Linked DNA regions of Mus musculus: region 1 is linked to region 2. A link is a contact called in ENCODE Hi-C or POLR2A ChIA-PET data. All regions are on one chromosome and are shown on one strand. The core of a region is the stretch at or near the end of the contact, and the rest is flanking DNA. Distances in the headings are between cores, read along the strand shown.

What was found. A loop is a pair of places that touch in the nucleus more often than their neighbours do. ChIA-PET counts read pairs that join two places held with the same protein, here RNA polymerase II (POLR2A).
Region 1: a map of gastrocnemius shows a loop between it and region 2 (2.1-fold over the local background). The contact joins the promoter of Sh3glb2 here to the promoter of Nup188 in region 2. A Hi-C loop is called at or near these places in 1 of 37 maps with a recorded cell type or tissue (gastrocnemius). POLR2A ChIA-PET finds 5 or more read pairs at or near these places in 3 of 5 experiments (Patski and embryonic stem cell).

Annotation. Positions count from the first base shown.
Region 1 is chr2:30,357,288-30,363,577 of GRCm38, reverse strand. It overlaps Sh3glb2 (SH3-domain GRB2-like endophilin B2), which reads left to right and starts at 4,262. Exons shown (of 12, transcript NM_001289709.1): 1 at 4,262-4,435. The coding sequence starts at 4,373.
Region 2 is chr2:30,281,989-30,288,273 of GRCm38, reverse strand. Nup188 (nucleoporin 188) reads right to left here and starts at 1,858. Exons shown (of 44, transcript NM_198304.3): 1 at 1,804-1,858. The coding sequence starts at 1,835. It overlaps Dolk (dolichol kinase), which reads left to right and starts at 1,920. Exons shown (of 1, transcript NM_177648.3): 1 at 1,920-4,045. The coding sequence starts at 2,243. The coding sequence ends at 3,847. Phyhd1 (phytanoyl-CoA dioxygenase domain containing 1) reads right to left here. Exons shown (of 11, transcript NM_001252570.1): 11 at 6,125-6,285.

The DNA of each region.
Region 1 (6,290 bases), core at 3,013-5,512, 73 kb before region 2:
GGAACTCCTGCCCTCTGTTGGGATTAAAGCCAGGTGTCACCACCGCACTGCCCGCTGATCTTGAATTCTTGATCCTCCTGCCTCCAATCGCCTGAAGTGCTGGAATTATTGGGGTTTTTTTTGTTTGTTTGGTTGGTTGGTTTGGTTTTTTGGGTTTCTCTCTCTCTCTCTCTCTCTCTCTCTCTCTCTCTTTCTTTCTTTCTTTTTCGAGACAGGGTTTCTCTGTGTAGCCCTGGCTGTCCTGGAACTCACTTTGTTGACCAGACTGGCCTCGAACTCAGAAATCTGCCTGCCTCTGCCTCCCAAGAGCTGGGATTAAAGGCGTGCACCACCACTGCCCGGCGAAGTGTTGGAATTATATACAAGCATGTGAAACTCTGCCCAGCTACATCCAAATTCTAAATTAGTAAATAATTATTATTTGAATATCAGGGGAAAAAAATAAAGGCCAAAGTGAACTTTTTTGGTAAAAGGTGCAAGTAGTGCCTATATAGGCCAGAAGAGGGCGACCTCTGATCGCCTGGAACTGGAGTTACAACTGAGAGGAATTCTGTGGGTGCTGGGAATTGAACCCTAGTTCTCTGCAAGAACAATACACTGGGCTTACCAATTGAGCCATCTCTCCAGCCTCCAGTTACTGATCCTTTTCAGCCAGTGTGAGTTACTGAATAAAGACATGCAATTATAAATGGCTTTAACAGGACAGAGCTGGATGCTGTCTGAATGGTCACTATGGCCAGCTACAGACAGATCCTGGTAAGTACAGAGTAAAGAGGAACAATTTCGCATACAAGACTGTGAACACAGACACTTGGGGCTTGTGAGTTACCAGTGTGTAGTTACAGAGCCTGTTAATGTTAGGTCAGTGGTAGGAGACTGGCAGTCTCCTGAAGTTTTTTGTTTTGTTTTGTTTTATTTTCAAACTCCACATATCTGGGCCCCGCCTGCTCTTAGGACAACACCCAGATGCCTGAACAAACACCCAGATGGCTCAGGTTCACCCCTGCACAGACAGATGACAAAGCAAAGGGACCAGCTGAGGAACAGCTCTGGGTGAAAAGATGAGGTTTTCACTTAATATTATTTTTTTAAAGATTTTTTTATTATTATTATATCTAAGTACACTGTAGCTGTCTTCAGACACACCAGAAGAGGGCGTCAGATCTCATTAAGGATGGTCGTGAGGCACCATGTGGTTGCTGGGGTTTGAACTCAGGACCTTCGGAAGAGAAGTCGGTGTTCTTAACCACTGAGCCATCTCTCCAGCCCTATTTAATATTATTTAGTTATTTTATGTATACGAGTACACTGTAGCTGACTTCAGACACACCAGAAGAGGGCATCAGATCTCATTACAGATGGTTGTGAGCCACCATGTGGTTGCTGGGAGTTGAACTCAGGACCTTTCAGAGGAGCAGTCTGTCAGTACTCTTGACCACTGAGCCATCTCTCCAGCCCAAAGCTGAGATTTTGACAGGTGTGGTGATGTACACCTTTAATCCCAGGACTGGGAAGGCAGGAGCATGTGAATCTCAGTGAGTTCTAGGCCAGCCCAGTCTGTATAGTAGCCAAGGCTACATAGTGAGACCCTGACTGAAGAGGAAGAGGAGGAAGAAGAGGGGGAGGAAGAAGAAGAGGAGGAGGAGGAGGAGGAAGAAGAAGAGGAAGAGGAGGAGAAGGAGGAAGAGGAGGAAGAGGAAGAGGAAGAAGAAGAAGGAGAAGGAGAAGGAGAAGGAGAAGGAGAAGAGAAACAAACAAATTTTGAAGGGTTGGAGAGATAGCTCAGTGGTTTAAAAGTGCTTGCTGGGGGCTGGAGAGATGGCTTAGCGGTTAAGAGCACTGACTGCTCTTCCGAAGGTTCTGAGTTCAAATCCCAGCAACCACATGGTGGCTCACAACCATCCGTAATGAGATCTGACTCCCTCCTCTGGAGTGTCTGAAGACAGCTACACTGTACTTCTATATAATAAAAATAAATAAATCTTTTTAAAAAAAAGATGAATCTTTGAAGCAGGAGCAAGAACAGATGGAGTCAGGCACCAAATCCTCTTCCCTGAGCCACAGGGGAAGCAGTAGAAGCAGGACGTCCTCCTGCCTTCCGGGGACTGAGCGACCGCACTCAAGGTCAGGCCATGCTCATGTCCTAGAGCAGCCCATTTTCTCCACCTGGCAGAAACACGAACTTCGACCTTGTATTAGCCAGGGTTCTCTAGAGTCACGGAACGTAAGGGTAGTCTCTATATAGTAAGTTGACAACCAGGAATAGTCATTACGAACCTCCCAACTAAGAAGGCTCATGCTTGGCTTGAGAGCCTTCTCCCTGCCTGTGAGCTCTCTGTCCTGTCCATCCTTCTCTCAGCCAGATGAGGAAGCAATAGGGCCTGTCCTTAGTTTAGTGGCCCTGCATTATCTATCACCAGGCCTTGGCAGAAGAAACAGGTAAATGTCTAGAAGCAGAGTCCCAGAGAGGATGATGAGAGGAATTGAGAGAGGGACCAGAGACAAAGTTCAAATAAAGGGAAAGTGATGGAAAGGGAAAGACAGTGGCAGGGGACAGGGGGACAAGGGACAGGCAGAGAAGACGACTGATATTAGAGCACTATCGCACAGTGGTGGGGTGACAAGGACTAATCAGATTTCCCATGTTTTAAAACGGCTAAGGATGTAGACAGGGAATGTTCTCGTGACGGGTCAAAAGTCGACAGGCGTGATAAATGAGCTTGCCTTCATTATTCCACTGAAATGGCACACACCCAGTTGTCACTCTGTGCCCTGTGCCTGCTGCATACATAATTTACAGCTAGGAAGCGACACCTGTGATTCCAACAGGAAGATGGAGAAGCCGTGCCCGTCTTCAACTGTGTATTAAGTTTGAGAGCAGCCTGGGCTGCAGGAGAGAGACCTTGCAGCAAAGACCAAACCCAAAACCAAAAAAACCCAAACCAATAAACAACAACAACAAAGCAGGCAAAAGTGCATCGGAGGTCAAGCCCACACACTGTTCTTTCACAGGACCAGAATTTGGTTCCCAGCCTCCGTGTGAGGCTTCTCAAAGCTGCCTTTAATTGCAGCTCTGCCAGATCTGACCCCCTCCTCTGGTCTCTGTAAACATGTGGTGTGTGTTCACATACACACAAATAAAAACAGAAATAAATCTGAAAAGGAGGGAGGGGCTGGAGAGATGGCTTAGCAGTCAAGGGCACTGGCTGCTCTTTCAGAGGTCCTGGGTTCTGTTCCCAGCTCTCAGATGGTGGCTCACAGCCATCTGTAATGTCAGTCCCAGGGGATCCAACACCTTCTTCCGGTGTCTGAGGGCACTACACACATAGAATCCATAGTACATGCAAGCAAAACACCCTTACACATAAACACATTTTAAAAATTAACAAACAAAATAAAAGGAGGCCGGAGAGATGGCTCAGCGAGTCATGGAGCTTGCCCCGAGTTTGATCTTCAGGACTACAGAACTCATATACAAGAAGAAGAGGGGACTCTAGAAAGTTGTTCTCTGATCTCCACATCCATGCTACAGCTTTCTGTGTCCCCTGTCTCACATGCATGTGCTCTCACACGCAAACACACACTCATAATAAAACATAAAATAACATTTAAAAGCAAAAACAGGTTTGGGAAGACAGCTCCATGGTTAAAGAACTTAACTGTACAGCCTTGAGAACCTAAATAAATTAAGTCATGTAAATTCCAGAAGCATGGGCCGCGGGCTCCCATGGCCAGTGTGATGCGAGTATCCCTGCAATGTCATGGTCACGGCGACACCCTGTGCTCATGCACACGCAAGCGAACACACAGACACAAACACAAATATACAGCCACACACAGAGGGGGAAAAAATGAAAACAGGAAAGCAAACAAAAACAAAAACGGGTAGATGTGGTGCACACTTTTAATCCCAGCAGAAGTTTCTGTGAATTGGATGCCAGCCTGGTCTACATTTGGCGTTCTAGGCCAGGAGGGGCCTGGAGAGACCCTGTTTTAAACGAATATATTCCCAACTATTTAAAAAAAAAAAACTAAAATTTGCATAATGAATTACCAAAATAATCAATAGTATAGTGTTACAGTGCATCCGCAGAGACCTCCAGGGTGCACGGAAACCGGTTTAGTAAAACGTTGATTAGAGCGAACAGCCCGCTGGTGGGGCCCGCGGCCGGCAGGGGCAGCAGCGCTCCCCAAAGCCCCGCCCCGCGCGCCTGGCCCCGCCCCGCGCTCGGCTCGGCTCGGCCGCGGACGCGCGCGCGCAGAGGGCGGGCGCAGGCAGCAGGTGGGCGGGGTGCGGCGGGGTGCGTGAGGCGGGGCGGGGGGCTGCCGGCTGCTCTGGGGCCGGCGTGGCGGCCCTGCGTACGGGCGCGCCATGGACTTCAACATGAAGAAGCTGGCGTCGGACGCGGGCATCTTCTTCACTCGGGCGGTGCAGGTGAGGCCTGGCACGACGCCGCTCATGGGGCCCGGATGTGGAGCGCGCCCCGGGCGGGCGGGCAGGCTCTCTGCAGCAGGAGCCCCTTTCCTGCAGCAGCGGCTGTGCGCTCTGGGTACAGCTAGGGCCCCTGTTCTCTTGTCCCCGAGCTGCTCAGGGGAGCTCCCAGCGAGGTCAGCTGCACCCCACTATGGCCCGGAACCCATGGGGGCCTGGGCTCCGGTGCCTGGGCGCCTGGCAGTGCCCGTTTACACTGACAAGTTTGCCCACTGCCCTGGTGCCTGCACAGCCCGGGAGGTGGATGCCCACTGGGTGGTTCAGGCCTCTCTGCACTAGTCTGCCTTCCTCCCCTCCCCCGCCCCAGGCCAGGCTGGCAGGTTGAGGGCCACACAAAAATACCCCAATCTCTTTTGCGAGCCTCAGTCTCCATACCCGTGCAATGGGCAGGTTGGTGCTAATGGTTGCATCCAGTCCCTTTCACACGCTTGGGGAGTCAGGCCGGAAGCCAGGAGTTATTTCCTTTCTGCTCTGCGGGAGGCTTGTTTCCTTTTACTTCCCAGGCCTAAAGGATGTCAGAAGGCTAGGATCTGGCAGGCTCTTTGGGTTCTGTCCAGGCCGGTAATGCTGATATTGGAACAAGTCCTAAACATTTGGTAGAAGAAAGAGAAACTGAGGCGAATTCATGTCTCAGCAAAAGGCTGGAGTCAGGATATGGATGGTAATGCTCCTCATGACCTTGGGGGACAGGAGAGCTTTACTTCAGGGCCTCTGTTTCTCGCTCTGAGAAATGGGGTGAGTGGCCCTCTTTCCTGGGTTGGCTGCAAGTGCAGTTGCTGAGGCTAAGTGCACCTGTGCATCCTGCAGTGACCTTGGACAAGCCATCTGAGCCTCACTCTGCCTTCTGTAAAGCAGGTATGAGGCTCAGCTGGGAGGCCCTGTCTGCTCCAAGGCCGGGGGTGGGGTTCCTGAGGTTTCTGTACCCCTGGTCTAACCCATCTCAGTACCCCAGGAATAAGTTCTGTATGCTGCCCTTGTTGACCTGCTAGGCGCAGCCTCCTCCTCTCCCCCTCAGAGGCCCATGTGGTCGTGTTTACTAGAAAGCACAGGTCTCCCCTGAGGCTGAGTGTCCCAGTGCGGATTGCCACTCCCTGTCCAAGCTTGGTGGGCAACCCCAGCACTAGAGAGAATACGAGGGCCTCTGAGCCTCCTCTGTCTCTTGCATGAGGGGGAAAGCCTGTCCCAGGGTTGGCATGGCAACCACACTATCTCACACATCTGGGAAGAACCTGATCTGCAGCTTTCCTGTCACTGCTGGGTCTTGCCATCTGACCTGGCCAGGCCCACAGAGAGGACTCGGAGGTAGTGGTGGCATACAGCTTCCAGGCCTCACTCTGCCTGATAGGGGCAGGCACACAGGTCACACTGGAGCTGCAGCCAGGGCCCAGGCCCAGGCTGGGGTGGAGGAGGGAGCTGGGAGTGTTATAAATAGAGACTTTCTGTGCTCCACACACCCACCCTCCTGCTGATGCCATTTTGCTGGTAACTGCCTTGGACTGTTTCAGGCACCATCCCCTTCCCCTTTGAAGACAAGGCACTAGGTAGCAGAGGCGGCAGGCACCTGTAGTGTGACCTAGAGACGCGTCTACCATGGGAGGGAGGCATCAGGAAGATGGAGGTGTTCTTTATTACTAAGGTGTAACAGCTCCGATGGGTCAGTGTCCCTGTGCCAGGCACCAGGACACACAAGCACACATTCCCTGTGTGGACCAGTGATAATTTTGAGAGACTCATCTCACCTGCATCCCAAAGGGAGCAAGGCCTCCCCAACTTGAAACCTAAGGACAAGATCCCTTCT
Region 2 (6,285 bases), core at 609-3,108:
AAACATTTGAAAGACTTTTGGATGGAAAATAACCCTGAGCTACCTGAGTTATTCTCATGACTACAGTCTGTCTGAGAGGCAGTTATAGTCTACACAGAAACTAACGCTGCCACTGTCTACCTGTTCACCTGTGCACAAAGATGAAAAGGATTCCCATTTGGAAAAGTAGGAGCTCAAAATGGTCAGGTGACTTCTAAGACTAACCACAAAAAAGCACTAGGTACAAAAACCAGGATGGACGGTTTCTTGCCCCAGGTCTCAAGCTTTTCAAATACAGCCCTCTACTCCCAACTGCTAAGAAGCATGCTTTTCAGCACTAAAAGGCACTGTCCTGACAGAGCAAGGCAGCACCTAGAACCCTACTGCTAGGCGCCCGGGCCACAGGTTGTGACTCAATACTAGAGGGCTTGCCTAGCATTCCTGAGGCCCTGGGTTTGACCCCTAGGACCTCAAAACAAAAGTAAAATGAAAACCCTAGAGTCAGTTAAAGTCCTCCCTCAACGATGGGTTTGCTAAGTTCCACAGAAAGCTCAAAGCCTGCTGGCAAGCCAAAACTTTCCTTTCCTTTTGAAAAAATTCATTTTTTTACAGTTTTCATACAAGTATTTATCCATAGCTGTGGATACAAGGTCTGGCATGAAACAAACCGGCCCTTGCAAGGACCACACTTTATCCACAGGAAACTCCAAAGAAAATGTTACCCCTGGAAGGTGAAGAGGCTAATGGAGAGAAAGATCAGCAATGTGTGTGATAATTACATGTCTGTCTGGGCGTTTCAGGTTTCCACAGGAAACAAGACCAAATAAAACTGGCAGAGTCAATTCCAGGTGACTGACAGGGAATGTTTACATTTAAGGGGAGGAAGGGCAGTGAAGACCCTTTCTGATCTATAATGTGGATACATACAGAGGTCTGGTTAAGGCTTTAGAGCCTTCCATCTGAAGGCTCACGGGGATTATCTCGAGGGCTGACAAGGGGGGACTGCCTATGTATGAACTGGACTTCTGAGTCCTGTGGAACAGGAGGCGCCTCTCCTAGTCGTGAGAAATGAATGAGGTAAGGCCTGCACGGCACTTTCCCAGGGTCTGGCGCTAGTAAGCGCTCTTTAAAGGCAAGCAGGGCTCGAAATTCATGTCTGTAATTTCCGCACCAAGAAGGCAAAGGCAAGACAACAAGGAGTTCAAGGCCTGCCCGAGAGGCAAGAGACCTTACCTCAAAAAAGAAACAAACAAACAAACAAACAAACAAAAGCACTCTTTTAAGTGAGAACTGTATATTTGTTTCGGGGTAATTCATCTTGTGTCCGAAGCCTGGCACAAAACCCGGAATCGCATGGAAGATGAAGGCATGCCTGCTGATTGCATCAATATCGGCATTAGCCAAAAATAAAAGAAGGCGGGAACTAAGGATGCCCGCGGGAAGAAATCGCGGCGTGGGCAAGGCACACCCGAGGGGGAGCAGGGCGCAGGGACAGCAAGGAAGGGATCGCAGTGGGGTGGGTCTTCCAGGCGACCCCGAAATGTCCCGCAGTGCCTACAGGCAACGTGGTGGAGCAAGCGTGGGTGTATGGGGACTACCGGAGGCTCAGGGACCACGGAGAGAGAAGGGAGAGCGGCAGGCCCGCTCCAAAAGTGTCCTCAGCCCCGCGAGCGGGAACGGTTTGGACCTAACCGCCTCCCCGGCAAGTGTCCGTCCACCCAGCCGGGGCTCGTCTCTGCCACTGCGGCTGAGCCCCGGTCCCAACTCCCGCCCAGCTCCCAGCCCGCGCTTCACGGCCACCCCCTGCCGCGCCCCACTCCGCACCTCACACACGGCCCACCAGCGGCAGCCGCCATCTTCGCGCGCGCGGCCCAGCCCCGCCCCCATGCGCCGTACCCACGTGACTGGGATCCTCCAGCCTGGGGGCGTGGGCTTCCGCCACGTGATGGTGGGCGTGGTCAAGATGGGGCTGTCAAGATGGCGCTGCCCTGGTGCGAGGGGAGTCCGCGGTGGAGGCGGTGGAGACTGTGAGCGGTGAAGAGGGCAAACATCTGCTACACCGTAGGTTGACAGCGGAGGCGGGTGACTGGGCGCCGGCTCCCAGGCCTCAGAGTGGCCCGTGGTGGAACACCCTTTTGGAAGCTGGAGAAGGTTGCTGGCTGGGTGAAATTGCTGCCCCTCTGCTTGGCGGGTTGAGGGCCCCAGAGGCCAAGGCGTCCCTAGTCACCAAACTTCTTCTCCCAAGAGCGCCAGACCTAGAGACATGACCCGACAGTGCCCTCCCCAGGAGTCTGGGGCTGCGCTGAGCGGGTCGGTGCTGGCGGAGGCTGCAGTGGTGTTCGCCGTGGTGTTGAGCATCCACGCTGCAGTGTGGGACCGATACTCCTGGTGCGCGGTGGCCCTCGCGGTGCAGGCCTTCTACGTCCAGTACAAGTGGGACCGGCTGCTCCAGCAGGGCAATGCCGTTTTCCAGTTCCGGATGTCCGCGAACAGCGGCTTACTGCCGGCCTCCATGGTCATGCCTTTGCTTGGGCTAGTCATGAAGGAGCGCTGCCAGACTGCAGGGAACCCATACTTCGAGCGCTTCGGCATTGTGGTTGCAGCTACTGGCATGGCAGTGGCCCTCTTCTCCTCCGTGTTGGCACTGGGCATTACTCGCCCGGTGCCCACCAATACTTGTGCCATCTCTGGTTTGGCTGGAGGCGTTATCATTTATATTATGAGGCACTCGCTCAGTGTAGGCGAGGTGATCGAGGTCCTGGAAGTCCTGCTAATATTTGTTTATCTCAACATGATCCTGCTGTACCTGCTGCCCCGATGCTTCACTCCTGGGGAGGCACTGCTGGTATTGGGTGGCATTAGCTTCGTCCTTAACCAACTCATCAAGCGCTCTCTGACTGAAAGCCAGGGGGACCCAGTGGACTTCTTCCTGTTGGTGGTGGTGGTAGGGATGGTGCTCATGGGTGTCTTTTTCAGCACCCTCTTTGTCTTCATGGATTCAGGCACCTGGGCCTCTTCCATCTTCTTCCACCTCATGACCTGTGTGCTGGGCCTTGGTGTGGTTCTGCCCTGGCTGCACTGGCTCATTCGTAGGAACCCCCTGCTTTGGCTTCTTCAGTTCCTCTTCTACACTGAAACTCGCATCTACCTCCTTGCCTATTGGTCTTTGCTGGCCTCTGTGGCCTGCCTGGTGGTGCTGTACCAGAATGCTAAGCGGTCGTCTTCTGAGTCCAAGAAGCACAGGGCGCCTACCATTACAAGAAAGTATTTCCACTTCATTGTGGTAGCCACTTATATCCCGGGCATCATCTTTGACCGGCCACTGCTGTATGTGGCCGCCACTGTGTGCCTGGCAGTCTTCATCTTCCTGGAGTATGTGCGCTATTTCCGAATAAAGCCCTTGGGTCACACTCTGCGAAGCCTTCTGTCCCTCTTCCTGGATGAACGAGACAGTGGACCCCTTATCCTAACACACATCTACCTGCTTCTGGGCATGTCTCTTCCTATTTGGCTGATCCCCAGACCCTGTACACAGAAGGACAGCCTGGAAGGAGCAAGAGCCCTGGTCCCCTATGCTGGGGTCTTGGCTGTGGGTGTGGGTGATACTGTGGCCTCCATATTTGGCAGCACCATGGGAGAGATCCGCTGGCCTGGAACTAAGAAAACCTTCGAGGGGACTATGACATCTATATTTGCACAAATCATCTCTGTAGCTCTAATCTTAATCTTTGACAGTGGAGTAGACCTGAACTACAGTTATGCCTGGATTTTGGGGTCCATCAGCACTGTATCCCTTCTGGAAGCGTACACTACTCAGATAGACAATCTCCTGTTGCCTCTCTACCTACTGATATTGCTGATGGCCTAGTACCAGTAGCAGCTGTGATGGGGAAACAGGGAAATAGAATGAATGGTCCCCACAGCAGCTAGCCACCTGGACACCAAGAATCAAGAGATGGAAAGCAGATTTTGCTTCATCCAGGAAGATGAAGCCAGAAAGTTGTTTCAGACTTAAAATAAAGAAGCAAAGCTCTCCTGGTTTTATTTTTGCTGATATTTAAAATACAAAAAAAAAAAAAAAAAAAGGCTTAAAGGCATACACCAATTCAAGGAACTTGAATATGCTGCAGAGCCCCCATTTTAAAATCTGGGTAGAGCATGGCTAGAGTACACCCTGCAGGCATCAACAGAAAGCATAATGCTTAGGTGTTCATGTCAGACAAATCTGGTTAGAATCCTTGGCCATACAGATTAACTGTGTGGCCTTAAGAAAGTCTAAGCCTCATCTGGCAGTGGTGGTGCACGCCTTTAATCCCAGCACTTGGGAGGCAGAGGCAGGAAGATTTCTGAGTTTGAGGACAGCCTGGTCTACAGAGTGAGTTCCAGGATAGCCAGGGCTACACAGAGAAACCCTGTCTCAAAAAAGAGTCTAAGCCTCAATTGTTCTATCTGTAAGATGAGAATAATGTCAGCCTGACTGGATACTGGAAGTCTATTGAGAGGAAATGTGTAAAGTGTCTAAAGTATTCAGCCTGGGTGTCAGTGAGATGGCTCAGTGGGTAAAAGTACTTGCAAAACAAGGCTGAGGACCTGAGATCAGTACCTAGAACTCACACAAAGGTGAAAGGAGAGACCTGAGACTACAGGCTTGGTCTTTCAACATCCACATGGGCATATCGGCTCATGCACACCTCCACAGGTGTCACACCCACATATGCTAATAATAATAATAATTTTAAGTGTTCACACTGTGACCCACCCATGATGGGTCAGTATGAGAAAGTGTCATTATTACCCAAGAGTAATCTTGTCTCAGCAAAAAGCTAGCCAAGATAGGAGGAAGATAGCTGAGCGTACTTGGAAGCCAGAGTGACCTTTCCTCTCGTGGCCTCACTCAGAGGAAAAGCCCAAGAGGGAAAGAACTGAATGCACCAAGTGTTGCCTGCTTTGCCTAGGAAGAACAGAAGGGAGGCCATAGGTCAGCTTGTGTCCATAGAAAGGCTGAAGAAAGCTGGCCCCACCCTGCCTCTGCTACCCAGAGAGGAGTCAAAAATAGTTAGGATGAACCCAACAATCCTCACAATCCAGACCTGTCCAAACCTGTATTAATCTCTTCTGGTGCAGAGTACAGATCCATAAAGGCTGGGGACTTTCTGGAGAATTTGTAACAGTTCCATGTAGGTGTGGGTGCAAGCTGTCTAGTCCCATGCCTGAGTCTCCACATCTCCCAGGGTTCACACAGAGCCTGGCCCGGGGCAAGAACTTGGTAGACATTGACTAGACAAATGAACAGTTGCCATCCTGAGAAGATAACAGCAGGAAAGTAACAAGCCCTATCTTCACAGGCTCCCCTCTCTGTTTGAAAGGAGGTGGCCCAATGTAGGAGAAAGTTGCCCATCAGCTCCCTGTAAAACACTCTGCTGGGCTTTACAGTTGGTAGAGGGCTAGACCTGGGCTATAGAAGTGGTTGACCAACAAATGGGGACACAGATCTGTGCTAGGTCTCCTAAGTCAGTAAGAAAGGAGGGAGAGAGGGAGGTGACCGGCAGGCCTTCATTGACTTTGTTAAACAGTATGACAAGGCCCTAAGAAAGGAAGGCCCTGGCCTGAGATCCAGACCCAGAAAGACCAGAGCCTGGATTCCTAGCTCCAGGGTTCTTTCTCCTTTCCTAAAGAGGAGAAAGAGGTTGGAGGTTAGACACTCAGGCCTGGAGGGGACTGGGTATTTGTGTGACCTGAGCAGGTCACTTGTCCTTTGCTGGTCTCTAGTCCTGGATGCATACACATTGCAGAGACCCTTTCCTTGTAAGGACTGGGAGATAAAGCTGAGCGGTGAGTTCAACAGAACGTTGCTCACTATTGTTATGTGTCACCACACCAAGCACAGTGGAGTGCCCTTGATGGCTTTCTGCAGGGCTTTAGTGAGAGAATGATGGATAGAGAAAGTCATTTTGTGAGCCAAAGAGGCCTCAGCAGTTAAGAACACTGGCTGCTCTTACAGACAAGTGCTCAGTTCCCAGCAGGCACCAGGCAGCTCACACCACCTGCAACTCCAGCTCTAGGGGATCCAAAGCCCTCTTCTGACCTTCACAGGCACTGCAAACATGTGGTGCAGACATATATACAAAGTACCCGTACATATAAAATATATTTTAAGTCGTTTTTATTCAGTGCCTTACACAGTAACATCCATCCAAGAGAAAAGTGAGACTCAAACACAATCCTTGCATGGTTAAGCAGCCACTTCAGAAAGCTGGGTTGGGACAGAAAGGTATATAGAGAGAAAATTTTGGAAGAAGACCCTTG